3 separate regions of the Homo sapiens genome follow, and all the other regions are linked to region 2. The links are chromatin contacts, found by Hi-C in ENCODE. All regions are on one chromosome and are shown on one strand. Each heading gives the region's core, a stretch centred on a gene start or an enhancer-like site at or near the end of the contact. The rest is flanking DNA. Distances are from core to core; before and after follow the strand shown.

Region 1 (3,700 bases), core at 540-3,039, 2.8 Mb after region 2:
CTCCTCTGTGCTCCTTTTATCTTGCACACTTGCAAATACCTTTACTGGAATATCCAACACCTTCTCTCTCTAGCTGATTATTTTCATGCTTTGCTCCCCTACTAGTTGTAGACTCCCTCAGAGTGTGGATGGTATCTGATTCATTTTAGTATTTCCAGATGTATCTTGCACATGTACCTGTACTGGTCAAGTAAACAAGCGACAGCCAACAGTTTCAATTTGTCTCTTAAGAGAGCTAAAATTTAAAAAAAAGGAGTGCTCAATCTCTGACATTCATCCTCCTCTTCTATTGTAGAGGATACCTAAAGCCATGTCTTTCAAATTGTAAATTACAACACAATGCTAATAGTGAAATAAAATTAGCAAGTAATAAGCAGCAAGTGTAAAAAAAGAAAATACAACAGAGTAGACCACAATAAAATTGAAAATATCAGCCGGGTGTGGTGGCTCATGCCTGTAATCCCAGCACTTTGGGAGGCTGAGGCAGGTGGATCACCTGAGGTCAGGAGTTCGAGACCAGCCTGACCAACATGGTGAAACCCCGTCTCTACTAAAAATACAAAAAACTACTGGACGTGGTGGTGGGTGCCTACAACCCCAGCTACTCAGGAGGCTGAGGCATAAGAATCACTTGAACCCAGGAGGCAGAGGTTGCAGTGAGCCAAGATCGCCCCATTGCACTTCAGCCTGGGCAACAGGAGCAAAACTCCATCTCAGAAAAAAAAAAAAAAAAAAAGGAAAGAAAGAAAAATCAGAGTGCACAATACATAGTAAGAATGTTTGCTTCACGAATTTTGTTTTGCCTATAGACACATATACACATATGTGTTTACTAGGTCAAGATGTAAAATTTCTTACTATGAGTCATGGTCCAAAGTGTGAAGGCCACTGGAAAAGGAAACGATTCTTAAGAGAACAAAAGCAAGAAGTATCTGAAACACTTCTTTTCCATGTTAAAGACAAGCTGTGTTTTTTTTCTAGCCAACCGAATATCAGAAAAGCCAGTGATTTCATTTCAAAAATGTATTTTAAGAAAAGAAACTCTCATTACTTCTTACATATGCATGAAAGAGGACACATTTCACTCATAAAGGAACTACAACTTTTCTAAAGGGCAGTTTGGCAATATCTCTTAAAATTACAAAGGCATTTGGCTTTGGACTTAGCAATTATACCTCTTGCAATTTAGGCTACACACTATCTGATGTACAGAAAATGTTACTTACTGCAGGTGTTTAGTTTGGTTTTGGTAATAACAAAAGGTTGGAAACAACCCAAATGCTCACCAACTGGAAAATGGTTACACAAATCATTCCTTACTTATGGTTTATAAAAGTGGCATATTAGCCATAAAAAAATAAGAAGAAATCTCTTTAGACTCTGTTAAGAAAATATCTCCAGGATATTTGCTTCATTTGAGAACATCAAGATACAGAATAGTGTTTATAGCATCCTAAATTTGTGGTTAAAATGTAGGAAAAAGATATGCCCCCAAAACTATTAACACTAGTTGCCTGTGAGGATGGGAAATGCCAGAAAGAACCTACAATCTGAATTATTTCTTCCAAGATGCTAAAATAGGTAAATACATTTAGTAAAGAATAATGAGCAGGAAAAGAAGGTAGAGTGGTATCAATGGCCTGCACACCATTTTTTACTCTGTTTTTAGTAACATCACATTGATTTCCACTTGAGGAAGTACCTCTTGCCTGTTCTCAGTCCATGTCTGAGCGATGATGACCACAGTTCCTCATTCCTCAGGCTGACCATGCATAGCAGAGCAACCTCATTTCTACAGTTTTTGGTTAATGACTGAACACATAACCAGGCAGGGTCAGTTAATGAGTATCCTCTCTGGGACCTGCTGGCACCATTAATATTGTTTTTGCTGGCATGACTTGAGAGGCACTCTCTCACTGGAGAGTTAAGAACAGCTAGAGTGTTGACCTGTAACTCTTGCTAGTACTCGCCTTTTGCCACACCTAGAGACAGCCTGCCTGAGAATGTACGCAGACATGAAGAAAGCAAAACCAAAAGGAGAGGCAGCTTCCTGCTAACATTGTGGCTGAACCTAACATGCCCTTTCCGCAGTGGCTCTGCAGGTACCAGGATCCCCTCCAGGGCTTGCACGACGGCTGCGCTCTGCCCCCAGAGTTTCTCTTGCAGCAGATCTGGTGTGGGGCTGGATAATTTGCTGTGCTAACAACTTCTCCCAAGTGATGGGGATGTGGCTGGTCTGGAAGCCACTTTTGGAGAACCACTGCCCTAGATTTTTACTTAAGCCAAGTTGAATTTTATTTTTATCCTATACATGTTTGGGAGTTCTGCATAATCCAGGAAATGAGCAGGGTACTAAAATTTGCATAAAGGAGGCATGCTGTCTGTGTACAGAGTGGCTAATCAGAGGCACAAAACCTTAGAAACTTTTGGAGAAAAAATCCTGGATTATCTGTTAGGAGGAACAACTTAGCAGTCCTGTGTAAAATCAAGTAGCTATATTAATGGTATTCAAATCTAAATTAACACAGATTAGTTTCATTTCTATACTTTAACAAATAAGCTATTCCTAGACAGTGATGGCCAGTTTAGTCACATCGGGATTAGAGTTGCCCAAGAAAACACAAGACATCCAGTTTAATCTGAACATCAGACAAAAAACAAATACTATTTTCCCTTTCCTTGGTAAATCTGGCAGTCCGCATCTGGATGAAAATGTTTTAGAAGTACTTTGAATTTTAAGTTCAAATAAAATAAAATGTTAACTGTTAGAATCACAGCTCATTAAAGGTATTAATGATCTTGATTTAAGAAATGTTCCCTAACATGCTTCCCCCAATCAGAAGACAAAACTCAAAGACTTAGAAAGAAAACTATATAAAAACGCTTACACAGCTAATGGAAATCCAGCTTTAGTAGGGACAATGATATTGACGATAGATCCTCCATGCTCTTTCATCCAGGAGCTGTAAACTGCAGGATAGAGGCAAACTCAATCATTAAATTTTTAAAGTATCCTGGCCCTCCTGATACCTTGTTTCAGCACACTGCCTGTTTGATATGTTTTACACGTCCATTTACATTTCCTTATAAAAAGCCTGACTGAGGTAAAATTTATACATCATAAAATTCATCTACTTTAAGTGTGCAATGTAATGACTTTTAATAAATATACGGAGTTATGCAACCATTACCACAATCCAGCTTGAGAACCTTTCCATCACCCCAAAAAGTTCCTTCACACCCATCTGCAGCTTAACCCATCCCCAGGTAAACACTCATCTTTCTGTTTCTCTAGATTTGCCTTTACCTTTTCGAAAATCTAATGTAAAGTGAATCACACAATACGTGGTCTTTTGTGTCTAACTTCTTCCACTTAGAATCATGTTTGTGAGGTTCATCCACGTTGTAATGTGTTAATAGTTCCTTTTTGATTGCCGAGTAGTATTCCATTATGTGGATATGCCATGTTTTATTTATCCACTTATCAGCTGATAAACATTTGGATAGTTCCACTTTGGAGCAATTATGAATACAAATCTTTGTGTGGTCATATGTTAACTCTGTTTAGCTTTTAAAGAAACTGCCAAATGGTTTTCCAAAGTGTCCCTCCCCATTTTACATTGTTCTCAGAAATGCATGGGGGATGTAGTTTCTACACGCCACTGCTGTCTGATTTTTTGATAATAGCCATCTAGTGGGT
Region 2 (4,181 bases), core at 742-3,241:
TATAGGAAACAACCTTGAGAGATAAGGTAATGCCTTCTTCTGAAATAAAGAGAAAGCTTTCTGTAAAAGCAGTGGATTCTCCAATGTCAGAATTCTTCTGTATTTTCAGCCTCCTGTAATTGTTCCTTGCATTTAATGAGTACTCAGGAAATGTCTGATGTGAGAAGTCAAGGACAAAGAGTAGGGTAGTAAAAGAATAGGTACCAGGAATGAATTACCCGACTATTATATCTGTGACCCTTGATTATTCTAAAAAATAAAACAATATCAAACACATTTAATAGAAATAACAGCTAACATTTCTTAGTGTCTTCTATGTTCCCAGTAAGTTCTTAATGCTTTTTGTTGCTTTACCCCTTGCAACAGCACTTTGAGGTAGGTAATATTGTTGTCTTTGTTCTACAAATGATGAAACTGGGGCCTAGAGGCATTAAGTAGTAGTTTGCCCAATGTGTCATAGCTAGTAAGTGATGGAAGCAGGCTCTGAAAGCTGTCTCTCTGGCTCTGACACACGTACTCTCAAACACCTCCTTAGGAAGTTACTGCTACCTTTTGGTAATAAATGGGAGCTTTTATAGGATCACTGGCTTCCAGTTTTCACCAAGAAATGTAGAATGAAAAATAATACCATTTGCCCTAGCAATCCCATTACTGGGTATATACCCAAAGAAACAGAAATTGTTCTACCATAAAAACACATGTACATGCGTGTTCATTGATATTCATGATAAAGACATGGATTCAACCTAAATGCCCATCAACGGACTGGATAAAGAAAATGTGGTACACATATACCATGGAATACTATGCAGCCACAGAAGAATGAGATCATGTCCTCTCAGGGACATGAATGCAGCTGGAGGCCATTATCCTTAGCAAACTAATGCAGGAACAGAAAACCAAATACTGCATGTTCTTAGTTGTAAGTGGGAGCTAAATAATGAGAACAAATGGACACAAAGAAGGAACAACAGACACTGGGGCCTACTTGAGGAGGAGAGTGGGAGGAGGGAGAAGATCAGAAAAAATAACTATTGGGTACTACACTTAGTACCTGGGTGACGAAATAAGTTATATACCAAACCCCTGCGACATGAGCTTACCTGCACTTGTACCCCTGAACCTAAAATAAAAGTTAAGGGAAAAAAAAATATTTGCAAAGAAAAGGGCCTTGAATTTGCTTCTGATACATACGCGATATAACCTGAGGAAGATCCTCTCAGCAATAAGACTATACATGATGGGGCAAGTGTCAACTGCATACATTTGTCAGGACCAAATTTGTAGCTCATAATTTTTATGCAACTGTTTTTACCTTGGCGAGAATCAATGCTACAAATACTATTCCAAGTCTTAGTATATGGAACCAAACTCAAAACAGATGTCCAGCTAAATGCATTAAAGATCACAAGAAAGGAATTGACAAAGCTGAACACCATAGTTCTTCATTGCTAAGCATCTGAGGAGCGTCTGGTAGCTCCCCTGGGTCAGTCTTTCTATTATGATTTCTAGAACTTTATTTTTTCATTTTTTAAAAAATTCCAGGTGTTGAGAACTCACCTTTTCTAGTAGTTTTCCCTGGGAACACTTGGGGATCTACAAACATCTGAAATTGGAGGATGCTAATGGGCAAGAATCAAGAGAAAGGTAATTCAGAGACGACAACGAAGTGGGAAAGAAATTACAGGGTCAAAGCGAAAGAAAACCAAGCTGCTTGGGTAGGAAGGTGCAATGCAAGCCAATTGTTTACTGTATCTTGTCCGCTCCCAGAGCTGCGCCCGAGCTCTCGCGTTAACTAGGCAACATCGTTGCCACGGTAACTGGGAGGCGCGGGAGGGCGACAGCTCCCTGGACTCCCGGTAACCCTTACGTGCCCGGGGCTGGTCCGTGGGGCGGGGTGAGAGATGCCGGAATCTCGCGAGAGCTCCCGGGGGCCGTTGGGTAGCGTCTTCGCTGTTGCCCTTAGGGACGGCTGTGGGCCTGCTGGGGGTGGGGGCCCGAAGCGCCAGAGATGGCTGCTCAGCGAGGGATGCCCAGCTCCGCCGTGAGGGTCCTGGAAGAGGCGTTGGGCATGGGTTTGACGGCAGCCGGGGACGCGAGGGACACGGCGGACGCGGTGGCGGCTGAGGGCGCCTACTACCTGGAACGTATCCTTCCCGTGGAGGCGCGGCCCGCTGCGCTGGCGGGTAATGGGTGTTGGGACGAAGGCGAGGGCCTCCCACTGGCGGCGCCTTTTGAGCCTTGGGGCCACTCCGGAGGAGCCTCTGTTGGACTTCAAGGTGCTGTTTTTGCCACCACAGTCTTCCTGAGAGCCACTCACTGAATTTCTCGCCCTTAGTAGCCCAGGGTGTCCTGTACCTGTTAGAAGAGTTGGGAGACCTTCCAAGGCCTCATACTTAGTAACCACTCAGTACATTTTGGATGGAGGGTTGCTTTTTATGTTAAGACAGCACAACAAATTGCTTCAACCCTCCTTTCAAATAATGGGTTTCCTAAATAAGCCCTCAATCTTTCAGAAAGCCGTCCCAATAAATTCAACGGAGGAACGTTAGGAGACTAGGGAAAGACCTCTGCCATTGGACTTTAAGGAGCTGAAGCTCAGAATACCCAACCCACGATCCTGTTCGATGGTCCAGTTAATGCTTAAATGCTTAGTTTTGATAGCATTATCTTCCTGAGTAGTTCCAAGTTTGACTACTTAATAATAAATACTAATAGTATAGTTGCTTTTTTTTCTTGAGCAAATAAATAATGATCTGGTGAGCTACACAGCTCAGAGATATTAGGAATAAAGCAGATGGTGATTAGCGATTTTTATCGGAAGTACCAGAAAAATTGAATAACAATGTGTGGATAATTAGGTCCACTATTTCTTGTGTAAGGCTTTAGAACTTCTTTCCTCTAGTTATATAGATTAATTCCTACTAGGGAGACGGGGAGGGTTCATGAGAAAAAGACATGTAACTCCTTTATTCAGGGAGGTAAGAAAGAGATGATTATCTGTTCAGTTCTTAAAGATACCAAGGAAACTCCAAAATCTGCCAAATCTTATTTGTTTGTCCAACTGTAATCCTCTCCAGGTTTAATTCAAGATTTCAGAAATCCAGCAATGATTCATTTCGTGAGCTTTGACAAGCCGATTAACCTGTCCTGACTCAGGCTCAGTACACATCCACACTACAGAGAGCTTTGAAGAATTTAGCTGAAAGATTAAAGAAAATATGTAGTATTTTATTGGGTGCAAAAACGACTTTTACAGGAATAGAAATTTGAATCGCTTGAAATGAATTTGAAAGAAATATATGGGTGCTTTAGTGTCATAAATGAGGTTTTATACTGTTTTCGTAGATGTAACAGGCAGTCTTTTCCAGTGATATTCCTCTTTAACAACGATTTTCATAATTCTTCCTAAGCTTATCTATATCCAGTGCCCTTGCTACTGAATGGTAACCAGGCATCTTGTAATTTTGTTTGCATTAAAATTATTTCCGTGAACACATAGTTTAATTGTTAACATGAGATTGACACAATGAGGTAACTTTTTGCAAACATCTTTGTGAAATAAATGGTAGGAGTCTAACATAACACAACTTTCAGCAATGAAAATCAGGTTTACTTAATGTGCAGGGAGATCACTGAGTCACACCTGCCAAGATGTAGCAGTTTGCAAACCTGTCTTACAAAGACTTTTTCAAATAATCACACTTATTTGAACTTTAACACATATAAGCAACTGTAACTTTTTAGGATTTTACTAACCGTTGTGTGAATTATCCAACCCATTTGCTTTTCTTCTTTCTTTGGTTGACTGACTGCTATTTTGTATTTTAACCAAATGGTAGTCAGGGGATACACAGTTAAACATTTAACCAGTTTATTTTGCTATATTCCATGCTGAGGGAAGAGGTTTAGTCATTTCAACTCTCAGTTGAAATGAAGTTTGAGGATTACTTGTGAATACCAATTATTCCTGTATCCCTGGGCACTCTTCACATGGTTAATTAAGAGTTGCCTGTGTAATGTTGTTTGACATTGTTTCTTAAGGCAATTATGATAGTTGCCAAAGTGAGACTTCCTTTGGTTTAAAGTCTTTGCTTTCAGGTAATTTAATTGAGCTATCATGGTGGGTAAATAAAAGTTATAATATGCACAGATGAATCAGAAATCTGATGTCCTCTGCT
Region 3 (3,957 bases), core at 350-2,849, 2.5 Mb after region 2:
CTAGTGGTAGGTATTGTTATTCTGAGACTGTCGTGTGCATTGTGAGATTAAGCAAATAAGTAATTGTCTTGGTGCCATCAGAAACCAGGATTTTTGTCATGAGAGAAAGGAAATACAAACGTAAGATGCAGAAGATTGAGTTAAAAGTCCTATTCTATATTTGAATATATATAAATTCATGATGTATTTTATTTAAAAATATATATATATTTCCTACCTCTATCCTCTGAAAAGATCAACCTAAGAGCAATGAGGAGTCTTAATTCTCATATTGCTGTTTCTAGTCATCATTTCCAAATCAAAGCAATCATGCACCTGTAATCCCAGCACTTTAGGAGGCCGAGGTGGGTGGATCACCCTCCTCGAGGTCAGGAGTTCAAGACCAGCCTGACCAACATGGTGAAACCCCCATCTCTACTAAAAATACAAAAATTAGCGGGCGTGGTGGTGCGCACCTGTAATCCCAGCTACTCAGGAGGCTGAGGCAGGAGAATCTCTTGAACCTGGGAGGTGGAGGTTGCAGTGAGCCAAGATCTTGCCACTGCACTCCAACCTGAGTGACAGAGCGAGACTCTGTCTCAAAAAAAAAAAAAAAAAAAAAAGGAAAAGAAAAAAAGAAAAAGAAAAAATGGCTGATTCCAAGTCTGAGAAAGGAAAAGTAGAGGATGAGCCTAGAACATTTTGTCATACTAGACAACGAGGAGGCTCTCAGAGATTACTGAGATTGCTCAAAAGATTCAAAAGACAACTTGAATAGGTTGCCACTGGCCAAAGATAAACTAATTCGACACTTCAGAACACTCACTTCCATTCTTTGAAATCTGTGCTTCCTAGGTGGCTATCTTCAGACTTTGCATTTGAACACTTTAAACTAGATTTTGACCCTTTTGATTATTTTAGGATGACATTTTGGTGACCCAGATGGGACCCAAAGCAAGCCGCCAGTGATCCCCACCATTTCACCAACAACAGTCAGGGCACTGGTATTAGCATGAATGACTTTTGTTCACTCGACCTCACTAGAGCCAGGAGGAGTCTCTGGTGAGGTTCCTCTTCAAGTTCAAATCTCCCTGATTTTTGTTGATATTCAGACCTTATTCAAGCCACCTAATTCCACGCTCAATAGAGCTGGAATTAAAGCTCTGCTTTTCAGGTAAGGTTTTGGGTTTTGTTCTCTAGAGATTCTGCTCTTTGCAGGTTTTGTTTTGTTTATTTTGTGTTTTGTTTTGTTTTTATAGACAGAGTCTTGCTTTTTTTTATAGACAGAGTCTTGCTCTGTTGCACAGGCTGGAGTGCAGTGGTGCACTCATGGCTCACCGCAGCCTCAAACTCCTAGGCTCAAAGAATCCTCCCACCTCATCCTCAGGAGAAGCTGGGACTGTAGGTGCAGGGCCACCATGCCTGGCTAACTTACTTTCTGTAGAGACAGGGTCTCATTATGTTGCCCAGGCTCATCTCCAATACTTAGCCTCAAGTGATCCTCTCAAAGTGCTGGGATTACAGGCATGAGCTACTGTGCCTGTCCTATAGATTTAGGTTAACAGTTGTTTGTTGAACTATGCATTAGAGTTTGTGCAGCCTTTGCTCTCATTCGCACTATGGTCAGGAAAGGAAACCATTTCTCTCTCTGAAAAGAGGAAGTGAATTTTTTTGTGGTTTAAGCAAAGTTTGTAATTAAAAAAAAAAAAAACTGGCTAAACTTGGAAGCTGGGTTCATTTGACATATCTAAAGTCCCTTCTGAGTGGCCAAAGCCAGGGAAAAGCTTTTAATCAGAATGAAGATAAATCCTGAAGATAAGGGACACTATTCTTCCTGGACAAAATGTACCTTAGGCAACTAGGTTCCTGTGGGAGTGTTTGAGCTCATTGCTTGTGATGTGCAATGGTCCCATAGGCAATCCTCAAAGAAGAACACAGGGGGAATCTTGCTTAACCCAGGGGGCCCCATGAAAGGCTGCTCTCCCTGTGCCTTAAGCACCCAGGACTCATGGGTTTTGCCAAGATGTGTAAGAGGGGAGAAGCAACTCGTAGGTGACACCTTGAGGAGTAATCCTCATTGGGCAGCACACCACATCCAAAACATCTTTCACTTTCAGCTTAAAAAGAACTTAATTTATGGGCAGTTATCTATGTAAAACCACATCTTCCTTCTGAAAGGAGAGATCAACCTATGGAAACTCCAGTTGGATTCCTAGGCAATACTTATGGGGCCACCTCCTGTCAATATCTAGAGAAATAGTCTTAACCCGTGAAGACACCAAACTACAATGGCCAAAATGAGATACTTTTGAAATACCTAAATTAGTTTATTTACACACACAACTAGAAAAACAGCTCTAAAATTAAACAATAATTGGGAGAGTTACTTCCAATGGTACTTAGACCTTTTCAAGAGAGGCTCTGACAAAGTTCTTTCCCTATAGGAAGAAGACATAAAGCTCTCCAAAACCACTTCTGAATTAAAGACAACTGCTTTAATATGCAACAAATGTTAGGCTGTGGTGAGCTCAGGTAATTGAGACTCCAGAAGCAAGTAGAACCGATGTATTGAACAGGCGAACTTCTAGGGGATTAAGGATATAGATGACTGTTAAAGGTCAGCATCCCCCTAATTCTGTCCTTCACATTACAATCTCTAGGTCCAATCATCTAAACCCTGTCACTCTTCTACCTCTGGCTTCAGATGAGAGGGCACAAGATTGCAAAATCTTAACCAACCGCTTCTCTCTCCCAGACAGACCTCCAGGAGACTCCCCTTCCTAGCACTGATGTTGTTTGGTTTACAGATGGATCTAACTTAAAGGATGAATCTGGGACTTATTGTGCAGGTTATGCTATAGTATCTTTAATGGGAGAAATAGAAAGTGATTGCCTTCCAGGAGCCACATTCACTCAACAAGCAGAACTGGTAGCATTAATCAGGGCCTGTCAACTGGCAAAAGGAATAACTGCTAATATTCATGCAAGCAGCAGATCTGCTTTTGGAGTTGCTCATGATTTTGGAATGCTATGGAAACAAAGAAGGTTTTTAACCACTTCTGACCAGTCTGTAAAAATTGGACACCTTATTTCACAATTGCTAGAAGGCTTATTATTATACCAAGATCACTGCCCATTATTAAAATCCCAGATCACCCCAAATCAGATACTCCAGAAAGCAAAGGAAATCAGCTAGCTGATAAGGCAGCAAAAAGAGCTGCACTAAATGCATCTAAACAAGAAAAGTAACCTATATTAACTTTTAAAGAAGCACCTGAATTTGACAAAAAATGAGCTAAGTACAGAGCTCCAGAAGCTGAACAGGAAAATTGGAAGACGAAAAGGAGAACATACTCTCCCAAAGATGAGGTGTGGTGTGGGCCAAATAATTTACCTATGCTTCCTGCTGAATTACAGTCGTCATTTTTAACCTATAGACGTGATTCAACTCATTGGAGCCTTGATGAAATGGTTGCTTGGGGAAAACAATACTTTCAAAAACCATCTCTGATTATAGCTCACAAGGTATACAATCACTGCCATGTATCTGCTCAAAATATAATCTAGGGAAACCTTTACACAGTTCCCGAGGACATTTGCCTTTAACTGAAGGCCCCTATGAAGTACGACAATTAGATTCTATTCAGCTGCCACCACTGCAAGGATACCATTATGTTCTAGTGATTATTTGCATGTTTTCTCATTGATTAGAAGTCTATCCATGTAGAAGAGTGACTGACTGACTGCCTTAGCAGTAAGTAAAATTCTTTCAGGAAAGATTATTCTGACTTGGGGAGCTCCCTTAAAACTCCACAGTGACAGAGGTACTCATTTTACCAGACAGAAAATTCAGTCAGTATGTAAAAGTTGGCCTCTCCTCCAACACTTTCATTGTGCGTGTCATCCCCAATCATTTAGATTGGTGGAGCATACAAATTGAATAATTAAGATTCAATTGGCAAAAATAACAGAAGTTTT

What was found. A loop is a pair of places that touch in the nucleus more often than their neighbours do. Pooled maps may share reads with other maps.
Region 1: a loop to region 2 is called in a pooled map, with 6 times the contacts of the local background. The contact joins the enhancer-like site here to the promoter of SPAG16 in region 2. A Hi-C loop is called at or near these places in 4 of 50 pooled maps.
Region 3: a pooled map shows a loop between it and region 2 (4-fold over the local background). The contact joins the enhancer-like site here to the promoter of SPAG16 in region 2. A Hi-C loop is called at or near these places in 2 of 50 pooled maps.

The regions. Positions count from the first base shown.
Region 1 is chr2:216,056,007-216,059,706 of GRCh38, forward strand. It overlaps PECR (peroxisomal trans-2-enoyl-CoA reductase), which reads right to left. Exons shown (of 8, transcript NM_018441.6): 4 at 2,889-2,970. Among named protein-coding and RNA genes, the nearest start is that of PECR, 24 kb to the right of the region's middle. RefSeq lists enhancers at 1,942-2,121, 2,182-2,241. Within about 2 kb of position 1,790, at least 9 of the 41 ENCODE cell types and tissues checked have a DNase peak (open chromatin) inside an H3K27ac peak, as active enhancers do.
Region 2 is chr2:213,282,473-213,286,653 of GRCh38, forward strand. It overlaps SPAG16 (sperm associated antigen 16), which reads left to right and starts at 1,992. Exons shown (of 16, transcript NM_024532.5): 1 at 1,992-2,147. The coding sequence starts at 2,012. SPAG16-DT (SPAG16 divergent transcript) reads right to left here and starts at 1,737. Exons shown (of 3, transcript NR_161186.1): 1 at 1,561-1,737. RefSeq lists enhancers at 2,025-2,154, 2,195-2,244, 2,315-2,394.
Region 3 is chr2:215,810,177-215,814,133 of GRCh38, forward strand. The region is part of intron 1 of LINC00607 (long intergenic non-protein coding RNA 607); the gene reads right to left. Among named protein-coding and RNA genes, the nearest start is that of LINC00607, 31 kb to the right of the region's middle. Within about 2 kb of position 1,600, at least 2 of the 41 ENCODE cell types and tissues checked have a DNase peak (open chromatin) inside an H3K27ac peak, as active enhancers do.